Linked DNA regions of Homo sapiens: region 1 is linked to region 2. A link is an interaction called in ENCODE POLR2A ChIA-PET data of the cell type or tissue named here. Cell type or tissue: PC-9. All regions are shown on one strand. Links, peaks and the distances in the headings refer to the core of each region. The heading gives the core; the rest is flanking DNA. Region 1 holds the start of ZNF765-ZNF761 (ZNF765-ZNF761 readthrough). Region 2 holds the start of MIR371A (microRNA 371a).

Region 1 (11,963 bases), core at 1,348-9,347, 390 kb before region 2:
GGGGCAAGAGGGAGGAGGCTGCCTTGGGGCCGCCCAGGACAGCGAGAAGGGCTGGGGCCAGAGGGTTATCATTTTCGGGGCGGGGTCTGAAAGGGGTTTTGTTCTGAAGGGCGGGGCCTGAAGGGGGGCGGATCCGGGTTCTTTCCTCAGCTGGGCCATGGCTGTCGCCTGCTGTCATACTCTTGCCCTCCAGGACTGGGTCCTCCGGGTTCTGATTGGTGGATTGTTTCTGATGTACCGTGATATTACCCCTAATATTACATGTAGTGAGCCACCTGTACCGAACGCTTAATCGTTTTTCCTCTTAAGTTGAAAATAGTTTTAATGCAAAGAGCCTTTTTGGAGCAGGTAGAGTCATGCATCCTTCAGGCGGGGCACGCTCCCCTCAGTCTGAAGCAGGGCGGGGTAGAGGGGCAGGGACCTCGGTAAAGGACTGGAGTAGGGCGCTGGTTGCAGCTGGGACTGACAACGAGAAGGCTTATTAAACTAAGCAGGATCCTGGGTTGAGTGGATAATGGGAACTGAAAGGTGACATGCAAAACTGCCTATTACACACAGGAGGTGAAGGACAATTCGTATTTCATGGAAATAAAGTCAGGGCCCAGAGTAGTGGCTCACATCTGTAATCCCAGTGTGTCTGGAATTGGTTCCCTCTGGTGGGTTCTTGGTCTCGCTGACTTTAAGAGTAAAGCCACAGAGCCTCGCGGTGAGTGTTACAGTTCTTAAAGATGGCATGTCCAGAGTTTGTTCCTTCAGATGTTCAGATGTGTCCGGGGTTTTTTCCTTCTGGTGGGTTGTGGTCTCGCTTGACTTCAGGATTGAAGCGGCAGACCTTTGCAGCGAGTGTTACAGCTCTTGAAACTGTCGCGTCTGGGGTTGTTTTTTCCTCCTGGTGTGTTCGTGGTCTTGCTGACTTCAGGAGTGAAGCTGCAGACCTTCGCAGTAATTTGGCCCTGCCCATGTCCTGCTAATGGGTCCATTTTACAGAGTGCTGATTGGTCCATTTTTACAGAGTGCTGATTGGTGATTTTCAAACCTTTAGCTAGACACAGAGCACTGATAGGTGCATTTTTACAGAGTGCTGATTGGTGCGTTTACAAACTTTTAGCTAGACACAGAGGCCTGATTGGTGTGTTTACAATCCTTTAGCTAGTCAGAGAAGTTCTCCAAGTCCCCACCCGACCCAGAAGCCCAGCCGGCTTAACCTCTCACCAGCACTTTGAGAGGCAGAGGTGGGAGGATCTCTTGAGCCAAGGAGTTCAAGATCAGCCTGGGCAACATGATGAGACCTCGTCTCTACTAAAAAAAAAAACAAAACAGCCCGGTGTGGTGGTGCACGCCTGTGGCCCCAGCTGCTCGGGGCACTTAGGTGGGAGGATCACTTGAGCCAGGGAGTTGGAAGCTGCAGTGCCCTGATCTCGCCACCACACTCTAGCTTCAGTGACAGAGCTAGACCCTGTCTCAAACAAACACGTAAATAAATGAGAGGTGTAATTCCTCCCTTGAAAATAAAGGAAGAGATTTTCTTTCCTTTCATCTCTTTTCTTAGGACACTGATTTCGAAAGTTTGCAAATGGATTTTCTCTGTCTTCTGAGTTTTTTTTTTTTTTTTTTTTCAGATGGAGTTTTCCTCTAGTTGTTTAGGATGGAGTGCAATTGCACGATCTTGGCTCACCGCAACCTCCGACTCCCGGGTACAAGCCTGGTTTTGAACTCCTGACCTCAAGTGATTTGCCCGCCTTGGCCTCTCAATGTGCTGGGATTACAGGCATGAGCCACCGCGCCTGGTCTGAAGTGGTATTTTTTAGAAACGAACTAAACCTTTTTTCAGCTTAATGACCCAGGGATGTATTTCTGAAGGACTTGGGAGCTCTCTTTGAAAGGCAAAATACAAGGGAGACAGTACCTGTATCTCAGTAGGAAATTAAGTAATTCAAACATCAAATAATTCCAATTTAAAGCTATGGCCTTTAAATAATTCTGAGCCTTTGAGGAGAGAGGCCATTTCTCTTACTGTCTCCTGTCTCTGAAGAGGAGGAAGTAAAAGCTGAAAAACAACAGGAATGAATTCAGTGACAAGACCAGCCAGCGCCACTGATGACCAGGCCTGAGGTTAAAAGATTAACTGCCCCCCAACTCTAACCACATGTGCTCTTAATCTGTCATGACCTTTTCCCGTGGAACCCCTTAGAGCTGTAAGCCCTTAAAAGGGCCAGGAACTCTTTCTTCGGGGGGTTCAATTCTTGAGAGGCAGGTCTGCCGACACTCCCGGCCAAACAAAGTCTTCAAAGAGCTCGGTTCTTGAGACGTGAGTTGGCCGATGCTCCCGGCTGAATAAAGCCACTTCTTTCTTTAACCGGGTGTCTGAGGGCTTTTATCCGCGGCTGCTCCTGCTACACCTTGAGAGGAATGTGCTCATGCAACCTGAGTCCAGCGGAACGCAGGCGTAACTTCTACGAGTTTTCCTGGCTGGCTGCGGTGGCTTATGCCTGTAATCCCAGCACATTGGGAGGTCAAGGCGGGCAGATCACTTGAGGTCAGAAGTTCGGAACCAGCCTGGCCAACATGGTAAAACCCACTCTCTACTAAAAATGCAAAACAAAAGGCGAGGCGCGGTGGCTCACGCCTGTAATCCCAGCATTTTGGAAGGCTGAGGCGGGCGGATCACAAGGTCAGGAGTTTGAGACCAGCCTGCCCAACATGGCGAAACCCTGTCACTACTAAAAATACAAAATTTAGCGGCTGGGCCAGGAGAATCGCTTGAACCCGGGAGGTGGAGGTTGCAGTGAGCAGGTGAGATCGTGTCACTGCACTCCAGCCTAGGCAACAGAGCGAGACTCTGTCTCAAACAAACAAACAAAAAATTAGACAGGCATGGTGGCGTGTGCCTGTAATCCCAGCTACTTGGGAGGCTGAGGCAGGAGAACTGCTTGAATCCAAGAGGTGGAGGTTGCAGTGAGCCGAGATCGCCCCACTGCACTCCAGCCTGGGCGAGTCTTGCCCTTATTTACAGGAAAAGAGTTCTCCTGTAAATAACTAGGAAGACTAAGCAGCCCCAGAGATAAGGCCTCCTGGGATCATTGTCCCTTTTTATGGAGTGATAACATAACCTTCCTTGAAGTGTATGACTCCGTCACCAATCAACTTGCTGCAACCTATGCACTGGTCTTGAATGGAAAATGTGTTGATTCTCCTAAAACTTCTCTGTCTTTCCCTGTGTGTGAAACCTTAACGTCTCTACTTGGGAACGTTGATCCCATTCATTAGGAGTTGATGTTTGCCGGTGGCTATCCTCATGCTTTGTGTTCAGATAAACTCTATACTTAATCATAAATTCTAAATGTTATTATTTACTGCTGACATCAGTTTCTGTCACATTGTAGGAGCCTCACCAGAGAGGGCACCTGTAGCCATGTTGTAAAACTCACACTTGTCAAAAAGACATGGGTTAGTGTTTCTCCCCCTCCCTCTGCATGAAGCTAATTAGCTGACACAGATGGTCACCTCCATTACCAACTAGAGCCAGGATGAACTATGTGTGACCAAGGGTGTTGTCAAGTCCTTTTCCCTGAGGACTGATTAGTGTTTATCTTGAAAACATGTACTTAATGGGTTGTATAGAACTGTGAAGTGTCTTTCTCTTTTTTCAACCTCTTAGCTCTTTGCCTCTATTTCCCATCACATTCTGGTCTAAGGCTTACTTATTAATAAAATGGTGTTTATTTCTTTCTCTATTATCGTCATGGAGATGTTTTGTCATTTGGGGGAAGATTTTTTTGTTTCGTTTTCAATTGTATTTTCTTAACAATTAGAAAGTGAAGTAAAAAGTATTTGGCCAGGCGCGGTGGCTCCCGCCTGTGATCCCAGCACTTTGAGGAGGCCCAGGCAGGTGGATCCCTTAAAGTCAAGAGTTTGAGACCACACTGGCCAACATGGTGAAACTCGTCTACAAAAATACAAAAATTAGCCGGGCATGGTGGCACGCGCCTGTAATTGCAGATACTCTGGAGGCTGAGGCAGGGGAATCGCTGAAACCCAGGAGGCAGAGGCTGCAGTGAGCCGAGATCCCATCACGGCACTCTAGCCTGGGCGACAGAGAAATACTCTGTCTCAAAACAAAAGAAATAAGTAAATAAATAAAGGAATAAATCTCTTCCAAAAATGTGCTGAGGCAACTAACTGGATATCCACATGGAAAAGAATACTGTTAGATCCCTATCTCACACAATCAAACTCTTATTTTAAAACGTTTAAAAAAAAAGGAAAAAAAAGAGAGAGTGACGAGGAAGGGAGCCCTGCGGGAGGGGGTGTTACATTGTCGCCCAGGCTGGCCTGGACCCCCAGGCTCAGCAATCCTCCCGCCGCTGCTTCCTGAGTAGCTGGGACCTCAGTCTCCCGCGCCCGCGCCCACATCCCTGCTGTGTTTATCCAGAAGGTGGTGACCTCACTCCTCGCTGGCCTGAGCATTCCGTCCCACATCCCAGGCGGTGGCCCTAGGGAAGTCTCTGCAGCTGAGCACAGGGTGGACTCTCCCTCCCAAGTGAATGGAGACTGGAAAGGGAGAGGATTTCTATTCTGTTTTGTGGGCTGTCAGCATGAAATCGTACGTTCCATCCAGGCAGGGCTTTGCATTTTACATTCCAGTTTGCATCCCCGTTCCAGACAATTCCAGGGCTTTTGAATCATGCCTCAGCCTTCCTGGCCGGTCTCGCCTCCAAAACCCGAAAACTGAGGCCCTGGGAGCCAGGCTGAGAGACTCACAGGTCCCGCCACAGCCCCGCCCTCTGTCGGTTCTAAAGGGTAAAGTCTCTCTGCCCCGCCCCTACCTCGCCCAAGCCCGCCCACCTCCTCGCGGGTCCCGCCCAGGCCTGGCTTCTTTCCTGCGCGCGCAGCTTCGCGCAGACCCGGAAGCGGACGGCGTGGAGTGACTATCCCACCGCCGCGGGTGAGTTTCGCTCTGTTTTGTATTAAGTCTGTGCTTCCCAGGTCCCTGGCGCTTCTGTACCTGGGGCGTGGGGTCTCCACTAACCTGGAAATTCTCAGCCGTCTTCCTTCACCCAGAGCAAGTTGAGACGACCCCGTGAGAGTCCGGGGGTCGCTTCCTTTTGGGTTTAAGGTCCCCCTGAGGCTGGTCCCGTCCCGGGTGTTTCTGCTATAGGGCAATGTATACACTTTCTATCACGTAGTTTTCCTGCTCTGAAACTTTTTCTGACTCCTCCCGTCCCGCGCTTTTTAAAGTCCTCACCCGAGAGGTGAATTCCCTCCCTGAGCGCCTCCCAGTCTCGCCCTCGTTGGCAGCTGGACGCAGCGCGGCGGCCCCAGCCCCAAGGAGGCCGCGTCCTCTGTCTGGTCCTGGGATCCTGCAGACCCCACCCTTGTCTTAAGGCGCCGTGGCGCCGCCGCCTCCCTCCTTTTGCGGGCCCTACTGCTCCCCAGGTTCGCCTCCACAGTCACTGCTTTCCCTGAGCCCGAGTTAGGGAGGTGCCCGGGGCCTGTCCTGTGACACGGGGTGTTCTTGCCTGCCCAGCTCCAGCCCCTGGAAAATGCGCTCCCCCGGGATGCAGGCGTTTTGCTCCAAACCCTCCTGTGTCTTATCCAAAGCCTCCGGTGCTTGTGTAGGCTAAAGGGATCAGGAGACAGACGTAGAGCAGTAGAAAACCTGAGACAGAAAAGAAGAATAAAAAAGACTCATAACAGATGGCAAAGTAGAGGATGGGTGAGGGATTTGCCAGACACAGCAAATGTGGGGGAAAAAAAAAAAAAGGAGGAGAAAAGCAACTGGAGAAATGTAGAGAAAAGGTAGATGTACAGAGAGATGAAGGACAGAGAGCAAGGTAGGGAGAGGGACAGCAAAGAGGGAGGCTCATCAGAGTGAGGGAGAGGAGGAGGGATTTGGAGCCAGGGCAGACAGAGCAGAGTGGTGCTGGTGGCAAGGAGAACAGAGGGAGAAGCACAGCAGGGAGGACACCTGGGGATCTGGGGTGCTAGAGAGTGGGGATGAGGGTATAACAGGGAAGAGAGAATGTAACAGGGAGAGCAGAGGAGGCGCAGAGATGGTGTTGCGGGAAACTAAGTACTAGAGAGACCGGTATGCGGGAGACAGAACGATGTTTATTTAAGGTACGCACCGGCTCAGTGGATTTACATCTAAAAAGCTGAGCATTTCAACAAAGACAGAGTGGGGTTTTTATAAGCAGGCTTACAGAAGCAAAATAAAAGCAGTTAATCATGTAATGATTGGTCACATAATCTATAGCATAGCATAACTTGTGGCCTTGCATAGCTGGTGGTCTTGTAGCTGCATTGAAAGAAAAACAAGAACAGCTAAATACAGACTTTTTTTTTCTTCACTCTTGTTCTAAAGTGGGGTTTTCTGGAGCTCATTCCTTTGGCTTCAGCTGCACAAAAAGCGTTATCTTATAACTGTCCTTGAAGTGAGCTTGCTAGGCAGAGGAAAACTTGTTCTTCTTTTCTTTTTAACCCTTGCCTTGCCTGTTAGTTTTTTGGAGTGAATGAATGCATATTGATTTTTTAAATTTCTGCCTCAGTTTTCTCCCTTTGCTGCTTTTTATAAATAAGGTTTTAATAGAAAGCACCACTATTACTGGATTCTTCATGAAAGAGCAGGTTTTCTTCTTTAGGCACAGGCTGATATTTATATGGAGCTATTAGCTGAGTGGTAGTCTGCCTAGTCACAATTGCTTCTATAGTTGATTGAACGTTCTTAACAAGGAGAGGTGAGGTAAGGGAGTATTAAACCAATTCTTAGTATTTCTAGAACCACTCCTGTTAAGGTTTTGAATCGACTGAAGGAGGAAAACCAGCCTCTAAAGAGGGACTCGGGAGTCTACTTTGTCTAAGTCTGGACTGGAACATGGGATAATTTTTTTATTCTTGCAGTTACTTCTATAACAGCCTTCCTATTGTCATTGATTTCTAGGCAGCAATTAGTTAGATTAAACTTTCTACATACTCCTCCTTCCTAGGCTAGGAGGTAGTCGAAAGCTAATCTATTTTGGTAGATGGCATTTCTCATTTTTGTGGCTTGCTGGGCCAGTAAGTCTAATGCATTTGCTGTTTCATTAGTGATGATTCCAAGTACTGCTTGCAACTTTATGATGCGGTTAAGCGTGTAAACTTAAGTGTGCCCGGCTCAATTTTTGAATTTTTAGTAGAGACAGGGTTTCACCATGTTGGCCAGGCTGGTCTCGAACTCCTGAGCTCAAGCGATCCTCACACCTCAGCCTCCTAAGTAACTGGGACCACAGACACACAGACGTGCACAACCATGCCTGGCTAAGTTTTTGTACTTTTGGTAGAGATGGGGTTTCACCACGTTGCCCAGGCTGGTCTCAAACCTGAGCTCAAGAGATCTACGCACCTCGGCCTCCCAGAGTGCTGGGATGACAGGCATGAGCCACCGCACCCAGCCTTTGCATGAGGTTTGGTCAGGCCTGGGTCTGTGCCCTAAAGGGGAGCTCATCCCACCCCAGCTCCCCACTGCTGCAGCGTGTGTGTGGGCTTCTCCGGGAGGGGAGTGGGAGTTTTCCTGTAGGAGTTTATTGTCCCTGGTGTGGTCGGCAGCATAGGGGACCGTATGTCCTCAGGATGAGGTCTCCTTTGTATGTGTTGTTGTGTTACAGGGAGGGGATATGTTGATTCTGAGCAATAAACAACATATTTCTAACATTCAGGATTGACTTCTAAAGACTCTTGGTATGTGAGGAAGAAACCTGGAAGAGGAAGAGGAAAGCAAAGGAGTCAGGGATGGCTCTTCCTCAGGTGAGATGATATTCTTGGTGGATTGTTCTGTCTCCTTCTTTTCAGAAATGCTGACCTTGGAGTTTGGAATCTTCTCTGAGTCTGAAGCATCTTGCCTGACAGGTTTGCTCGCACTCACCCATGCCTTCCTTCATTCCCTCTTATCTTGCTTAGATTCCATCTCCCATGATCCAGTGACATGAACTTGGGAAGAGGCTGCACTGGGCATGGTCCTGGGAAGGGCTCACACCCAGACATGGATGGAGATGGGGTGAGGGTCCCATGGTGTCAGTGCTGTTGGGCAGCAGGGATTGTTCAGGGGCTACATCTGGATGCTCTGTCAGCTCTCTGTAGACCAGGATTAGAGCAACTGCCAATGGAAGTCATGTATTCATGTGCACAAAGTATGTGGTAAATTCTAGAAAAGGTGACCAATATGGAGCAATTTTTTCTGCCTGATTTTATACTACATTTTTAGGTAATTGAGTGAGTTACTGTGTTTCTGACTCCAACTATCTTACTAATTAGAATGGAAAGTTCATACACAGACATGAATGATACAAGATGTTTTATTCCGTCTTTATTTTAAGAATAGGAAATCAACCTGAATAATAGCAGGAGATTCATTCAACCATTCTTAGCACATTACGCTCATGGAGACTGTGGGGTTCCTGTGGAGAGGCTTGTGAAACAGGTGTTTTGGTTATAATTTTTATTATCAGTACTATTATATTATGATAATATTATTATATTTCACATATATGAAGTCTTGCTTTGTCGCCCAGGCTGAAGTGCAGTGGCATGATCTTGGCTCACAGCAACCTCCACCTTCCGGGTTCAAGTGATTCTCCTGCCTCAGCCTCCCGAGTAGCTGGGATTATAGGTGTGCACCACCACGCCCAGCTAATTTTGTTGTATTTTTATTAGTGACGAGTATCACCATGTTGGCCAGGCTGGTCTCAAACTACTGACTTCAGGTGATCTGCCTGCCTCAGCCTCCTGGAGTGCTGGGATTACAGGTATAAGCCACCATGCCCAGCCCCAATGATTATTATTAAATATATATTTTTCTTTTTTTTAAAATTATTATTATACTTTAAGTTTTAGGGTACATGTGCACAATGTGCAGGTTAGTTACATATGTATACATGTGCCATATTGGTGTGCTGCACCCATTAACTCATCATTTAGCATTAGGTATATCTCCTAATGCTATCCCTCCCCCCTCCCCCACCCCACAACAGTCCCCAAAATATATATTTTTCTATTTAAACATCACATAGTGAATATATTTGTTTTGTGGTAAAACTCCAAGCAAAGCTGCAGCTTAGACCCTTTGCCATCAGGCATCTCCCTTCCCTGTTACATCCTCCACCCTTCTTCCAAACTCACTGGGGAGTCACCACTGTCAGTTCTGTGCCAGGCGTCAGAGCAAGTCTCATACACATGTATTTCTGCATCATATGAGACTTTAGAAAAAATTATTCAATAAATTGAAAAAAAAATAACTTTTTTACAAAAATTAGCCTGGCGTGATGGCACGTGCCCCTAATCCCAGCTATTCAGGAAGCTGAGGCAGGAGAATCACTTGAACCTGGGAAGCAGACATTGCAGTGAGCTGAGATTGTGCCACTGCACCCCAGCCTGGGCACAGATCAAGACTCCATCTCAAAAAAAAAAAAAAATTTTTACGTTTGGGGCCATATGTTCCGGTTTCTTACATAGGTAAACTAGGGTCATCGGGGTTTGTTGTTCAGGTTATTTCATCACTCTGGTGTTAAGTCCCGTACCCAATAGTTATTTTTTATTTATTTATTTTTTTGAGACTGAGTTTTGCTCTTTTTGTCCAGGCTGGAGCATAATGGCATGATCTCAACTCACTGCAACCTCTGCCTCCCGGGTTCAAGTGATTCTCCTGCCTCAGCCTCCTGAGTAGCTGAAATTACAGGGGCCTGCTACCATGCCTTGATAATTTTTGTATTTTTAGTAGAGACAGGGTTTCACCATGTGGGCCAGGCTGATCTTGAACTCCTGACATTTGATCCACCTGCCTCAGCCACTCAAAGTGGTGGGATTACAGGCATGAGCCACCGCATCTGGCCCCCAGTAGTTATTTTTTCTAGTCTTCTCCTTCCTCCCACCCTCCACCCTCAAGTAGACGCCAGTGTCTGTTGTTTTCTTTGTGCTCCAGTAAATATTTTACTTCGATATTTGATCCTGCTGGTTGTGAAAATTTACATGTTCTCATGTTAGTAAACGTGGATAGCTTGCTCTTTGACATCTGCATTGGAAATTGGCTGAATGACAAATGGGCCTTTGCAACTTTTCCCTGTATAAAGAGTGCCATAGTGGCTGCCTCTGTGCACACCCGCGTTACTACAGATATCTCACGATTCCTCCAGGTCAGGCAGTTGAAAGGGTGATTACTTCCTCTAGGATGAGGCATTTCCTGTTTTCTTAGATCTGACAAGATTCCCCCCTGTCCCCAACTGCCAATGTATCCTTTTGCAGCAAGATGAGATTCCTCTTCAGTTCAACAAAACTTGCTACTTTTTATATTTTTAAAGCCTTTATATGTATACACACCCACACACACAATATACACATACACATATACATATACATACATATACACATGCACAAATATATATATTTTGAACAACTTTTCCATTTTGAAAATCTGGGGAAAATGACAACCCTTTGTATTAACATCTAGTTTTTTGTGAGTCTGTGTAGGTTTCATTATTTGTTGACATATATATATATATATATATACACACATACATAAAATGGATTTTCATACTTTGAGTAATCTAGTTTTCATATATTTTCTTTTGTTTTGAGACTGGGTCTTACTGTGTTGCCCAGGCTGGAGCACAGTGGCACGATCTTAGCTCACTGAAACCTCCACCCTGAGGCTCAAGCCATCTTCCTACCTCAGGGTCCCAAGTAGCTGGGAACCACAGGTGCCTGCCACCATGCCTCGCTAATTCGCTAATTTTTTTTTTTTTTGGAGATGGAGTATCTGTTGCCCAGACTGTAGTGCAGTGGTGCGATTTCGGATCATTGCAACCTCTGCCTCCTGGGATCAAGCAATTCTCCTGCATCAGCCTCCCAGGTAGCTGGGATAACAGGCATGTGCCACTGCACCCAGCCAGATTTTAGTTTCTCATCTTTCACTGTGAACTGTGAATGTCATCTCTGAAGACATCATTCATACTCTGCCTCATCTAGATACTGAATGTCACTTGGTGTGTCAATAAATGTTTCTGGGCCGGGCACTGTGTCTGACGCCTGTAATCCCAGCACTTTGGGAGGCCGAGGTGGGCGGATCACGAGATCAGGAGATCAAGACAATCCTGGCTAACACGGTGAAACCCCGTCTCTACTAAAAATACAAAAAATTAGCTGGGCGTGGTGGTGGGCGCCTGTAGTCCCAGCTACTCGGGAGGCTGAGGCAGGAGAATGGCGTGAACCGGGGAGGCGGAGCTTGCAGTGAGCCGAGATCGCGCCACTGTACTCCAGCCTGGGCGACAGAGCGAGACTCCGTCTCAAAAAAATAAAAATAAAAAAAAAAACGTTTCTGGGCCGGGCACGGTGGATCATGCATGTAATTCCAGCACTTTGAGAGGCTGAGTCAGGCAGATCAGGAGGTCAGGAGTTTGAGACCAAACTGGGCAATATGGTGAAACCCCGTTTCTGCTAAAAATACAAAAATTAACTGGTCGTGGTGGCACGTGCCTATAATTTCAGCTATTCAGGAGGCTAAGGCAGGAGAATCGTTTGATCCTGGGACTTGGAGGTTGCATTGAGCAGAGACTGTGCCATTGCACTCCAGGCTGGGCAACAGAGTGAGACTCCACCTTTAAAAAAAAAAAAAAGAACTTTAGTAAACACAACTGGGAAGACAAAATGCGGTGAAAAATCCCTTACTCAGATTTGTTAGAACATTCACTGCATTTAAATCCATGCCTTCACCTCTCTCTTCTTCTCATTTTCTGTAAAGATAAGAACTCCTCCCATAACCATTTGGTTAAAATGTGTTTTCATTTCAGGGTCTATTGACATTCAGGGATGTGGCCATAGAATTCTCTCAGGAGGAGTGGAAATGCCTGGACCCTGCTCAGAGGACTCTATACAGGGACGTGATGCTGGAGAATTATAGGAACCTGGTCTCCCTGGGTGAGGATGACTTCCCTCCT
Region 2 (11,963 bases), core at 2,178-10,177:
CTCTCTCTCTTCTCTCTCTCTCTCTCTCTCTCATATATATATATATATATATGTATTTTTTTTCTTTCTTTCTTTTTCTTTTTTTGAGACGGAGTCTTGCCCTGTCACACAGGCTAAAGTGAATGGTGTGATCTCGGCTCACTGCAACCTCTGCCTCCCAGGTTCAAGCATTTCTCCCTGCCTCAGCCTCCCGAGTAGCTGGGATTACAGGCGCCCACCACCACACCGGGCTAATTTTTGTATTTTTTAGTAGAGACGGGGTTTTCTTATGTTGACCAGGCTGGTCTTGAACTCCTGACCTCAACTGATCCGCCTGCATCAGCCTCCCAAAGTGCTGGGATTACAGGAATGAGCCACTATGCCCAGCCCATCTCTATATTTTTAAACAAATTATACAACAAAAAAGTAAAATATCACATTGGATATTTTTTCTTTATTCTTTGTTTTTTTTTTTTTTTGAGACAGAGTTTTGCTCTTGTTGCCCAGGCTAGAGTGCAATGGCGCGATCTCGGCTCACCACAACCTCCGCCTCCCGGGTTCAAGCGATTCTCCTGCCTCAACCTCCTGAGTAGCATGCACCACCACCCCGGCTAATTTTGTATTTTTAGTAGAGACGGAGTTTCTCCATGTTGGCCAGGCTGGTCTTGAACTCCCGACCTCAGGTGATCCGCCCACCTCGGCCTCCCAAAGTGCTGAGATTACAGGTGTGAGCCACCGTGCCCAGCGGATCTTTTTTCTTTTCTTTTTTCTTTCTTTCCAGGGATGGGGTCTTGCTCTGTCACCTGGGCTGGAGTTCAGTGGCAGGATCAGGCCTCACTGCAGCCTTGAACTCATGGGCTGAAGAGATCCTCCCACCTCAGCTTTCCAAATTGCTGAGATTACAGGCTTGAGCCACTGCCTGCAGTCCTCTTTCAAATGCACTTAAAAATCGTCTTTGACTATACTCTTTGTTGAATGTTGATTAAATTCAATTGCACTAATAACATTTTTTATATTCAAAAATACAAACGTTGGCCGGGTGCGGTGGCTCACGCCTGTATTCCCAGCACTTTGGGAGGCCGAGGCGGGCAGATCACCTGAGTTTGAGAGTTTGAGAACAGCCTGACCAACATGGAGAAACCCCGTCTCTACTAAAAATACAAAATTAGCCGGCGTGGTGGCACATGCCTGTAATTTCAGCTATTCGGGAGGCTGAGGCAGGAGAATCACTTGAACCTGGGAGGCGAAGGTTGTGGTGAGCCGAGATCGAGCCACTGCACTCCAGCCCGGGTGGCTGAGGGAGACTCCGTCTCAAAAAAAAAAAAAAAAAGTCAGCAATGAACTCGCTGTGCTGGCCCAAGGGCAGGAGAAGAAAGCCGCCCTTAAAGGAGAAATTTGCAAAGACAAAATGAGGTGATGAGAAAAAGCCGAGTTCTAGGAAATACCCGAGAGATCATCCAGGTGGTTCACAAATAGCAGAAAATCCAGGTGCAGTGTGAGAGGAGTGAGTAGGTTAGATAGGAATCTGGATGGCTGAGCTGTAAGGACATAAGCACTGACCTCCCGCAACCTTGACAAAGATCAAAGCAAGAATTTTTTTTTTTTTGAGATGGAGTCTGGCTCTATCACCCAGGCTGGAGTGCAGTGGCGTGATGTGAGCTCACTGCAACCTCTGCCTCCTGGGTTCTAGCGATTCTCGCCAAACATGCTATTTGCTGTCTCATTTCTATCTCTCGCCATCCTTTGCAGCAAATGCTGTACATTTTCATTGATGAAGGAACTAGGTTTAACCAGAAAGGTTGAGCACGTACTCCCGCAGCTGGCTAGGATTACAAATGGGAAGGAAACCCTGGCCTCCTGGGGCCCCAAGTCTTCCCCTTCCTTGAGTCATTCATTATTTTGAGCACTTACCATTTTCAAGCCCCTCCTCACCTCTCCAACACCCACCTTTTTGAGTTCCTCTCTATGCCTCAAGGTCAAAGGAACTCTAGTGGTTTCATTAAATAAAATCAGAAATGTTTCCGCTTTTTTATCAAAGTTGCTCTCAAAAATGTTCACTGCCGCACTGTTTTTTTCTTTTCTCCCTCTCTTTTTTTTTTTGAGACTAAGTCTCACTCTGTCGCCCAGAATGGAGTGCAGTGGTGTGATCTCGGCTCACCGCAACCTCCACCTCCAGGGTTCAAAGGATTCTCCCACCTCAGCCCCCTGAGTAGCAGGGATTATAGGTGTGAGCCACACCGCACCCAGCTTTTTTATTTTTTTAAAATTTATTATTATTATTTTTGAGATGGAGTCTCACTCTGTCACCCAGGCTGGAGTGCAGTGGGGCGATCTTGGCTCACTGCAACCTCTGCCTCCTGGGTTCAAGCAATTCCCCTGCCTCAGCCTCCCGAGGAGCTGGGACTACAGGTATCCACCACCACGCCGAGCTAATTTTTGTATTTTTAGTAGAGACCATGTTGGCTAGGATGGTCTCGATCGCTTGACCTCGTGATCTGCCTGCCTCGGCCTCCTGAAGTTCTGGCATTATAGGCATGAGCCACTGTGCCCAGCCTATTTATTTATTTTTTGAGACACGGTCTCACTCTGTCCCCAGGCTGGAATGCAGTGGCACAATCTTGGCTCACTGCAACCTCTGCCTCCCGGGTTCAAGCAATTCTCTTGCCTCAGCCTCCCAAGCAGCTGAGATTACAGGTGCACACCACCATGCGTGGGTAATTTTTGTATTTTTTTGGTAGAGACGGGGTTTCGCCATGTTGCCCAGGCTAGTCTCGAACTCCCGGCCTCAAGTGATCGTCCGCCTCGGCCTCCCAAAGTGCTGGGATTACAGGTGTGAGCCACTGCGCTCTGCCAAAATACTATATTTAAATATTTGTTGAGTGGATGACTGGTGGAATGATTTTCTTCTGGTTATTTCTCTGTGTTTTCCAATGTATTTATAACGAATACATGTTGGCGTTACTAGTAATAGGGATCACCTAATTTCTATTTGAATCAGTGTTTGAAAAAGTTTATGAAGGTGTGTCTGACTAAGGCAAGCTAGGATCAAAGGGAGCAGGGTGGCTTGGGGCGGAGACCAGGGGGAATGAGAGGGTGGGAAGGGGTGGGCTTTAATCCTATCAAAGTTGAGTGGGCTCTCACCCTATATAAGAACGCAGCTGCAGTGAACCTTGTTCTTTCTGGCAGACCTGAGGTGTGGACGTATCATTGGCCTCTGTGAGTATTGCTATGTTATTTTATTTTCTTTCATTTTACTTTATTTTTTAGGGTCAGGATCTCACTGTCGCCCAGGATGAAGTGCACAGGTAGGATGATGGCGCCTTGCAGCCTCGACCTCCTGGGACTCACCCTTTTAGCCTCCAGTAGCTGGGACCACAGGCGCGCACCACCATTCCCATGTGCGTTTTTCTGCTTTTTTTTTTTTTTTTTTAGGAGAGATGGGGTTTTCTATGTTATCCAAGCTGGTCTCGAACTCCTGGGCTCAAGAGCAATCCTACCACCGTAGCCTTCCGAGTAGCTGGGACTACAGGCTTGAGCCACTCCGCCCAGCCGGGCTGTACTTTTGTTCTATTTCTGTGATTTTTTTTCAGTCTTAAGGACGAAGGCCCCACTGTCCCTCACACGTGTTCCTTCCTACTTGCATTGTACTCAGTCCTCATGGCTTGCATCTGGAGGCTATGGGCGGGGGAGTGCTTTGAATATCTATACGTGGAAAGCCTTGTTTTTTACTTTTTAAGAAAGGGTCGTTAAATTCGTGCTTTGTAGACCTTCAACAGCTCATCAAGGGCTACTCTCCACCTCCTTGCTTAAAAGCCTCTTCTGATGGGTAAGTGCTTCCACTTGCGATCGCCGCCTTGCCGCATCCCCTCAGCCTGTGGCACTCAAACTGTGGGGGCACTTTCTGCTCTCTGGTGAAAGTGCCGCCATCTTTTGAGTGTTACCGCTTGAGAAGACTCAACCTGCGGAGAAGATACCATTTTGATTGGGTGAGGGGGCGGGTAGCAGGATGGCCCTAGACCCTGCCTATGGCCGTTTCCTCGTGATATAAATTTCTTGGCCGGGGCTCTTGCAGATGGAGCTGCTCACCCTGTGGGCCTCAAATGTGGAGCACTATTCTGATGTCCAAGTGGAAAGTGCTGCGACATTTGAGCGTCACCGGTGACGCCCATATCAACGGATGCCGTGGAGCTCGGTCTTCTGCAGGAACTAAAGAGCCTGTGGTTTCGATTCCCAGCCGGAAACTGTCTTGGGTACAGGTCCCTTACAGCGTCTGGCTGTAATGGCTCCGGAAAACCTGGGGAAGGGAAGGGGGCCTCCTGGGCTCTCACCTGACACAACTAAGGGAATCTGGGTTAGATGGTGAAAGGAAGAGAAGGTTCAGAGGGCGGCTGTGCGCCTGCGCCGGGCGCGGCGGCTCACACCTGTAATCCCAGCACGTTGGGAGGCCGAGGCAGGCGGATCACGAGGTCAGGAGATCGAGACCATCCTGGCTAACACGGTGAAACCCCGTCTCTACTAAAAATACAAAAAATGAGCCGGGCGTGGTGGCGGGCGCCTGTAGTCCCAGCTACTTGGGAGGCTGAGGCAGGAGAATGGCGTGAACCCGGGAGGCGGAGTTTGCAGTGAGCCGAGATCGCGCCACCGCACTCCAGCCTGGGCGACAGAGCAAGACTCATTCTCAAAGAAAAAAAAAAAAAAAAACAGCAGCTGTGACCAAGGGGCTGTATGCACAAAGAAAGGAATGCTTTTTGCTGTTGGTGTTATAATTGATATGTAACTTTCCTCTTCCCCCATAGCAAGCAAGTTTATTGCTGACATTTAACATGTGCTTGGATGATTGGAGGCCAACCTCTTGTAGGCAAGAAAGTCACAGTGATGGCAGATCCTCGCGAGGAGCTCATACTGGGATACTCAAAATGGGGGCGCTTTCCTTTTTGTCTGTACTGGGAAGTGCTTCGATTTTGGGGTGTCCCTGTTTGAGTAGGGCATCACGAACCATCCTGCTTCAAGGGAGCCTGCGGGTCTGACTGCAGCTTCAGCTATGACCTGGAGTTCCCGGGCTTCTCTGCGGGGCACCAGTCTGTATGCTCCATTTTAGATAATAAAAATTGGCATATTCTGGGGTGGGCAGGATACGGGGTTCACCTGCAGATGAACAGGGCAGGAAAAGCTTGATGGGGTGTCGGGGGAATCTGGTTGGCCTTAAAGGGAATTTGGGGTCCTGTTCCTGAATTTGGTAGGCAGCATGCATGTAAGGCTTGAAGTGGGTTTGGCCAGAGCATGGGCTGGAGTGCTTCCACCCTGCTACACGGACAATGCCACAGTCTCACTTTTCCTAACTTTTTTTTTTAATAAAATGTGAACAACATCATGTGTTTCTGGTCTATTGGGTTCCTCTGCCACCCACAAGTGCTGGGATTACAGGCATGAGCCTCATGTCTGGCGTTACTGAACCTTCTTCTATGACCCAAGTACATTGCCTAAAAATACTTGTCAGTATTTTGTGCTTCCCTTCTACCCCTGCTAGAACTTAGAGTTATGCTCTTTGAGAGTTCTGCTCTTTAAACTTCAAACAAGTTTAAAAAGTAAGGCCGGGCACAGTGGCAGCACTGCCGAGGCCGACGCAGGCTGATCATGAGGTCAGATCAAGACCATCCTGGCTCACACGGTGAAACCACATCTCTACTAAAAAATACAAAAACATTAGCCGGGCATGGCGGTGGGTGCCTGTAGTCACAGGCTGAGGCAGAAAGGGCATGAACCCGGGAGGTGGAGCTTGCAGCCAGCCGAGGTTGTGCCACTGCACTCCAGCCTGGGTGACAGCGATAACTGTCTCAAAAAATAAAAACCACCCAGGCTGAAGTGTGGTGGCACCATCACAGCTCCCTGCAGGCCTGAGCTCCCTAGATCAAAAGATCTTCCCATATAAGCCCCCCCTCACCCCACCCTTAGTAGCTGGCACCACAGGAGTGTCCCCGCCATGCTCCACTAATGTTTAGTAGAAATTGGGGTCTCATACATTGGCCAGCTTGGTCTGAAACTTAGGGGGAATCAAACATCCCTCCTTTAGTAGAGATGGGGCTTTACTGTCTTGCCCTGGGTGGCCTCCCTGGGATGATGGGTGTGAGCCACAGTGCCAGGCCTAAGTTCATATTTGGAAGGTTTTTTTGCTTCAGATGGTCTCGTGCTCTCGCTCAGGTTGGAGCGCAATGGCGCAATCTTGGTTCACTGCAACCTCTGCCAGCTTAAGCGATTCTCCTGCCCCCGCCTCCCAAGTAGCTGGGATTACAGGCATAAGCCACCACGCCTGGCTAATTTTTTGCATTTTTTAGAGATGGGATTTCTCCACGTTGGCCAGGCTGCTCTGGAACTCCTGACCCCAGGTGATCCACCCACCTCGGCCTCCCAAAGTGCTGGGATTATAGGCGTGAGCCACCACGTGGGGCCTTCAGTAGGTTCTTAGTTGCTGTTTGCCCTATCACTGGTTTCCGGGTCTGCTGGCCACTATCCCCTGTAAGTTTTCCTATCCCCTGTAGGTGTTCCAAACCCTTGCGGCTGCTTTGCCCACTCCACAGTATCTGAACTGAAGTAAGATCTCAAATTCAAGGGAGTTTTGTTTTGCTATTTGTACCCGCAATTCATAAAGCAGTTGTAGCCTCTGTCCCAATACCGCCACCACTGGTGGGGAGTCCGCCACGGTAACCAGTAAGACTTCTCTTTATATTTGACCTACCTGGGCCTCCTGTCATCTTTTCTACGGGCAGCTTGGGGATTGTTAGTTGAGGGTTTTTTGTTTTTGTGTTTTTTTTTTTGTTTTTTTTTTTTTTTAAAGAGATGGAGTCTCGCTCTGTCGCCAGACTGGAGTACAATGGCATGATCTTGGCTCACTGCAACTTCCACCTCCCAGGTTCAAGCGATTCTTTTGCCTCAGCCTCCCGAGTAGCTGGTATTATAGGCACCCACCACCATGCCCAGCTAATTTTTTTTGGATTTTTAGTACAGATGGCGTTTCCCCATGTTGGCCGGGCTGGTCTCACTAAACTCCTGACCTCAAGTGATCCACCCACCTTGGCCTCCCAAAATTCTGAGATTACAGGTTTGAGCCACTGCGCCCAGCCTTTAGTTGAGTTTCTTAAGCTTGTTTAGGGTTTAGCCTGTATGGCCAGCAGGGTGTAGGTGGGGGTGGTTTGTAAGCAGGGCTGTTTGCTTCAGAAGCAGCTGTGGAAACAGGACTGAATGCAGACATATAAAGAATATTGGGTAAATAACTTTTTAAAAAATTTAGAGATAGGATCCCACTATGTTGCCCAATCTGGTCTTGAAACCTAAACAATCTCTTATCCCAAAGTGCTGGGATTGCAGAAAGCTTAAGGCACAGTTTTACGTGGTAATGGTGGGCCATTTTTAGTTTCTTTTTTGTAGACGATCATGTCATCTAGGCTGGAATGTAGCGGTTCTGTCGAGCTAGGTGTAGCCTCCACTTCCTGGACTCAAGCATTTTTCCTCAGCTTCAGTAGCTGGGTCTATGCATGAATACCCCTTCTGGGGTAGATAGATAGTAGTACATAGAGTAGATAATTTTTTTGTGTTCAGGCGGCACCTTAAGGTTGGTGTAAAAATTCTTGGCCTTCTAAAGAGCTGGAATTAGACATGAGCTGTTGCACCTGGCCAATGGGACAATTATGTCTACAGGACTGAATCAGTATCTGATCTCTGGAGTTGTAAGGTCACTTTTTCTGAAACTGCCTCAGTCTCCTTGCAGGTTCTGGTCTGTAGATCTCCAGTGTGTGGGCTGAGCACAGCATGGGGACCTGATTTCCCACCGGGCAGTGACATAGTTTAAAGATTCTTAGTTCGAATTCCTAATAATGGGAATATAGGTTTCTGTGTATTGAAATGGGAATATGCATTTTTTTTTTTTTTAGAGTCTTGCTCTGTCACTAGGCTGGAGTGCAGTGGCACAATCTCGGCTCACTGCAACCTCCGCCTCCTGGGTTCAAGTGGTTCCCCTGCCTCAGCCTCCTGAGTAGCTGGGACTACAGGCGCCCTCCACCACGCCCTGCTAATTTTTTGTATTTTAGTAGAGACGGGGTTTCACCATGTTGGCCAGGATGGTCTTGATCTCCTCACCTTGTGATCCACCCGCCTTGGCCTCCCAAAGTGCTGGGATTACAAGCGTGAGCCTCTGCACCCAGCCAAGGGAATATGGATTCCTCTTTTTTTTTTTTTTTTTTTTTTTTTTGAGACGGCGTCTCTATCACCCAGGCTGGAGTGCAATGGCGTGATCTCTGCTCACTGCAACCTCTGTCTCCCGGGTTCAAGTGATTCTCCTGCCTCAGCCTCCCGAGTAGCTGGGATTACCCGCATGTGCTATCACGCCTGGTTAATTCTATATTTTTATTAGAGACAGGGTTTCTCCATGTTGGTCAGGCTGGTCTTGAACTCCCGACCTCAGGTGATCTGCCCTCCTTGGCCTCCCAAAGTGCTGGGATTACAGGTGTGAGCCACCACACCCTTTTTTTTTTTTTTTTTTTAAGATGGAGTCTCGCTCTGTCGCCCAGGCTGGAGTGCAGTAGTGCGATCTCGGTTCACTGCAACCTCTGCCTCCCAGGTGCAAGCGATTCTCCCGCCTCAGCCTCCCCAGCAGCTGGGACTATAGGTGCATGCCACCACACCCAGCTAATTTTTTGTATTTTTAGTAGAGATGGGGTTTCACTGTGTTAGCCAGGATGGTATTGATCTCTTGACCTAGTGATCCGCCCGCTTCGGCCTCCAAAGTGCTGGGATTACAGGCATGAGCCACCGTGCCCAGCCTAATTTTTGTATTTTTAGTAGGTTTCACCATGTTGGCCAGGCTGGTCTCGAACTCCTAACCTCAGCTGATCTGCCTGCCTTGGCCTCCGAAAGTATTTGGATTACAGGCATGAGTCACCGCATCTGGCGGTATTTTTGTTGAAAGCACAGTGTATAATAGGTTATGGCCAGCCTACACGTGGCCTTGTAGGTGTCAGTTCTTGGCAGGGCCCAGTGAATTCCAGGCAGGGGGCCATCCTGACATGCCTGCCACGTTAAGATTTCAGACATTATCCCCTCCAGCAAGGGAGGATCAGGGCTGTTGGCATAACAAGCATTCTGAGGGTTAGCTTGCATACCAGTCTCTTCCCAAATGCTGAGTTGCCCCATGTATCCTGTGACATTTGAGAATAGGCTTTCCTCAACTTGGCACAATTTGCCTTTGGACCAAGTGCTTTGTCCTGTGCATTCCTTGCTGGATGTTGGCATGCATTCCTAGTGTCGTCCACTAGATGGCAGTGGCACCCACCCCAGAGCTCAAATATTACTATGTTCCGATGCAGCCAGGGCTTGGCAGGGCTGGGTGGCCTCTGAGGGCCCCTACTGGCCATTTTTCACCGTCTCCCTCTGTTGCCCAGGCTGGGGCGCAGTGATGCAATGACAGCTCACTGCAGCCTCGACCTCCTGGGCTCAAGCGATCTTCCCACCTCAGTCCCCAGAGTAGCTGGGACTACAGGCATGTGCTGCTACTCCTGGGTAATTAATTGTACTAATTAATAGTAGTTGGCTAATTAGTAACAGTGGAGTCTTGCTATGTTGCTTAGGCTGGTCTCTAACTCCTAGACTTAAGCAACCCATCTTGCCTCCACCTTTGAAAGTACGGGGGTTACAGGCGTGAGACACCGCACCTGGCCCCTGTTGGGATTTACCCCTCCTGTTAGGGGCCATCAAACCTCTCTTAGTTGGTCATCCCTTAAAGCTCCGTCAAACTTTTTTTTTTTTTTTTTTTGAGATGGAGTCCCACTCTGTCGCCCAGGCTGGAGTGCAGTGGCGCGATCTCGGCTCACTGCAACCTCCACCTCCCGGGTTCAAGCGATTCTCCTGCCTCAGCCTCCTGAGTAGCTGGGACTACAGGTGCCCGCCACCATGCCTGGCTAATTTTTTTTTATTTTTAGTAGAGACAGGGTTTCACCATCTTGGCCAGGCTAATCTCAAACTCCTGACCTCGTGATCCACCTGCCTCGGCCTCTCGAAGTGCTAGGATTACATACATGAGCCACCACGCCTGGCCAGCTCTGTCAAACATTAATTTGATCCCAAGCAGAGGGACTTTTGATCTCAATCTGCATGAGTCTGTCTCTAGGAAGGAGGCTGATCATTATGCTGGGGGGGTGATGAGCACCCTCCCATCTTCCTCTGTCCAGATCTCAGGGGAGAGCCAGCAGATAGGACCATTCAGCAGCCAATGTCCAAATAAGGTTTTGTTACTCGAAGCGCTGCCAACCTACTGTGGGTCATTTTATTCAGGTCCATCCCAAATAACCTGTGGACACAAGAGTTGATATTATTCCAGTGTACTACTGTGGCATTCAATTAATAAGCCTTAAGTATCTATTGTGCACTACCGTGGTAAGATAATTCCATGATCCTCCAGAAATTCCACCCAACGCTGCTGGAAAGTAGGCTTACTACATGCTACATGCAAGTCCCCAAGCTGTGTTAACTGCATAATTTTTTTTTTTTTGAGACACAGTCTCATTCTGTCACCCAGGCTGGAGTGCAGTGGTGCAATCTCAGCTCACTGCAACCTCCACCTCCCAGGTTCAAGCGATTCTCCTGCCTCAGCCTCCCCAGTAGCTGGGACTACAGGCGCCCACCACCACGCCCGGCTAATTTTTTGTATTTTTAGTAGAGACAAGGTTTCACCCGTGTTAGCCAGGATGGTCCTAGTCTCCTAACCTCGTGATCCGCCCACCTCGGCCTCCCAAAGTGCTGGGATTACAGGTGTGAGCCACCACACCTGGCCAATTCATAATTTATCATAGCCTTATGAAGATGCAACTATGTTCTCCATTTTTTTTTTCTTTCCCCAAGATGGAGTCTTGCTCTGTTGCCCAGGCTAGAGTGCAGTGGCATGATCTCAGCTCACTGCAACCTCCGCCTCCTGGCTTCAAGCGATTCTCCTGCCTTAGCCTCCCAAGTAGCTGGGATTACAGTCACGTGCCACCATGCCTGGCTAATTTTTGCATAGAGCCACCCGCTCCCAGCCGTAAGTTTTTGTATTTTTAGTAGAGATGTGGTTTTGCTATGTTGGCCAGGCTGGTCTTGAACTCCTGGCCTCAAGTGATTTGCCTGCCTTGGCCTTTTTTTTCTTGAGACAAGTTCCTGCTGGGTCACCCAGTGGCGTAATCATGGTTCACTGCAGCCTTGAACTCCTGAGCTCAAAGGATCCTCCCACCTCAGCCCCCTGAGTAGCTTTGATTAGAGGTGTGTGCCACCATACCTGGTGTGTGCGTGTGTGTGTGTGTGTGTGTGTGTGTGTGTAAAGAAAGCAATTTTCCTAACTCAGCCTGTCAAAGTACTGGGATTACAGGCGCCATCCCCTGCACCCAGCCTAAACTTTGATTGCATCACTGCACTCCAGCCTGGGCCACAGCAAGATCCTGTCCAAAAAAAAAGCAATTGGAGTTTGAACCCAGGCAGAGTAATTCTAGATTCTCACTCGAATCACAGTGACCTCCAATGCAATTGGTGAGCCACGATGGTCCCCTTCAACAGACAAGGAAATTTTTTTTTTTTGAGATGGAGTCTCACTCTGTCACCCAGGCTGGAGTGCAGTGGTGTGATCTTGGGTCACTGCAAGCTCCACCTCCCGGGTTCACGCCATTCTCCTGCCTCAGCCTCCTGAGTAGCTGGGACTACAGGCGCCCGCCACCACGCCCGGCTAATTTTTTGTGTTTTTATTAGAGACGGGGTTTCGCCATTTTAGCCAGGATGGTCTCGATCTCCTGACCTCGTGATCCACCCGCCTCGGCCTCCCAAAGTGCTGGGATTATAGGTGTGAGCCACCGCGCCCGGCCTCAGACAAGGAAATTATCCAAGGTCACACAGCCAGTAGATGACATAGCTAATATGTGGCCTCATCTGTATGCCCCCTAATTGCATACACCAGTGCATAACGTATTTGTCCA

The links. Peaks named below come from ENCODE experiments on the same cell type or tissue, not always from the same donor. Only the 100,000 strongest peaks of a DNase experiment are listed, where the experiment ranks them.
Region 1: POLR2A ChIA-PET joins it to region 2 with 11 read pairs; 2 of 35 experiments call an interaction of 5 or more read pairs at or near these places.

What each region holds. Positions count from the first base shown.
Region 1 is chr19:53,390,249-53,402,211 of GRCh38, forward strand. It overlaps ZNF765-ZNF761 (ZNF765-ZNF761 readthrough), which reads left to right and starts at 4,901. Exons shown (of 13, transcript NM_001350496.2): 1 at 4,901-4,945; 2 at 7,695-7,782; 3 at 11,817-11,943. ZNF765 (zinc finger protein 765) reads left to right here and starts at 4,901. Exons shown (of 4, transcript NM_001040185.3): 1 at 4,901-4,945; 2 at 7,695-7,782; 3 at 11,817-11,943. The coding sequence starts at 7,768. RefSeq lists a silencer at 4,771-4,970. In PC-9, for the core only: CTCF peaks have their summits at 4,677 and 4,881; a DNase peak (open chromatin) is centred at 4,833; H3K4me3 peaks cover 2,644 bases; H3K27ac peaks cover 492 bases.
Region 2 is chr19:53,783,822-53,795,784 of GRCh38, forward strand. It overlaps NLRP12 (NLR family pyrin domain containing 12), which reads right to left. Exons shown (of 10, transcript NM_144687.4): 10 at 9,920-10,315. The coding sequence ends at 10,228. MIR371A (microRNA 371a) reads left to right here and starts at 3,854; the gene lies at 3,854-3,920. It overlaps MIR371B (microRNA 371b), which reads right to left and starts at 3,921; the gene lies at 3,856-3,921. MIR372 (microRNA 372) reads left to right here and starts at 4,069; the gene lies at 4,069-4,135. It also overlaps MIR373 and LOC124904767. RefSeq lists enhancers at 8,325-8,825, 8,826-9,326. In PC-9, for the core only: CTCF peaks have their summits at 9,320 (motif pointing right) and 9,534; a DNase peak (open chromatin) is centred at 9,070.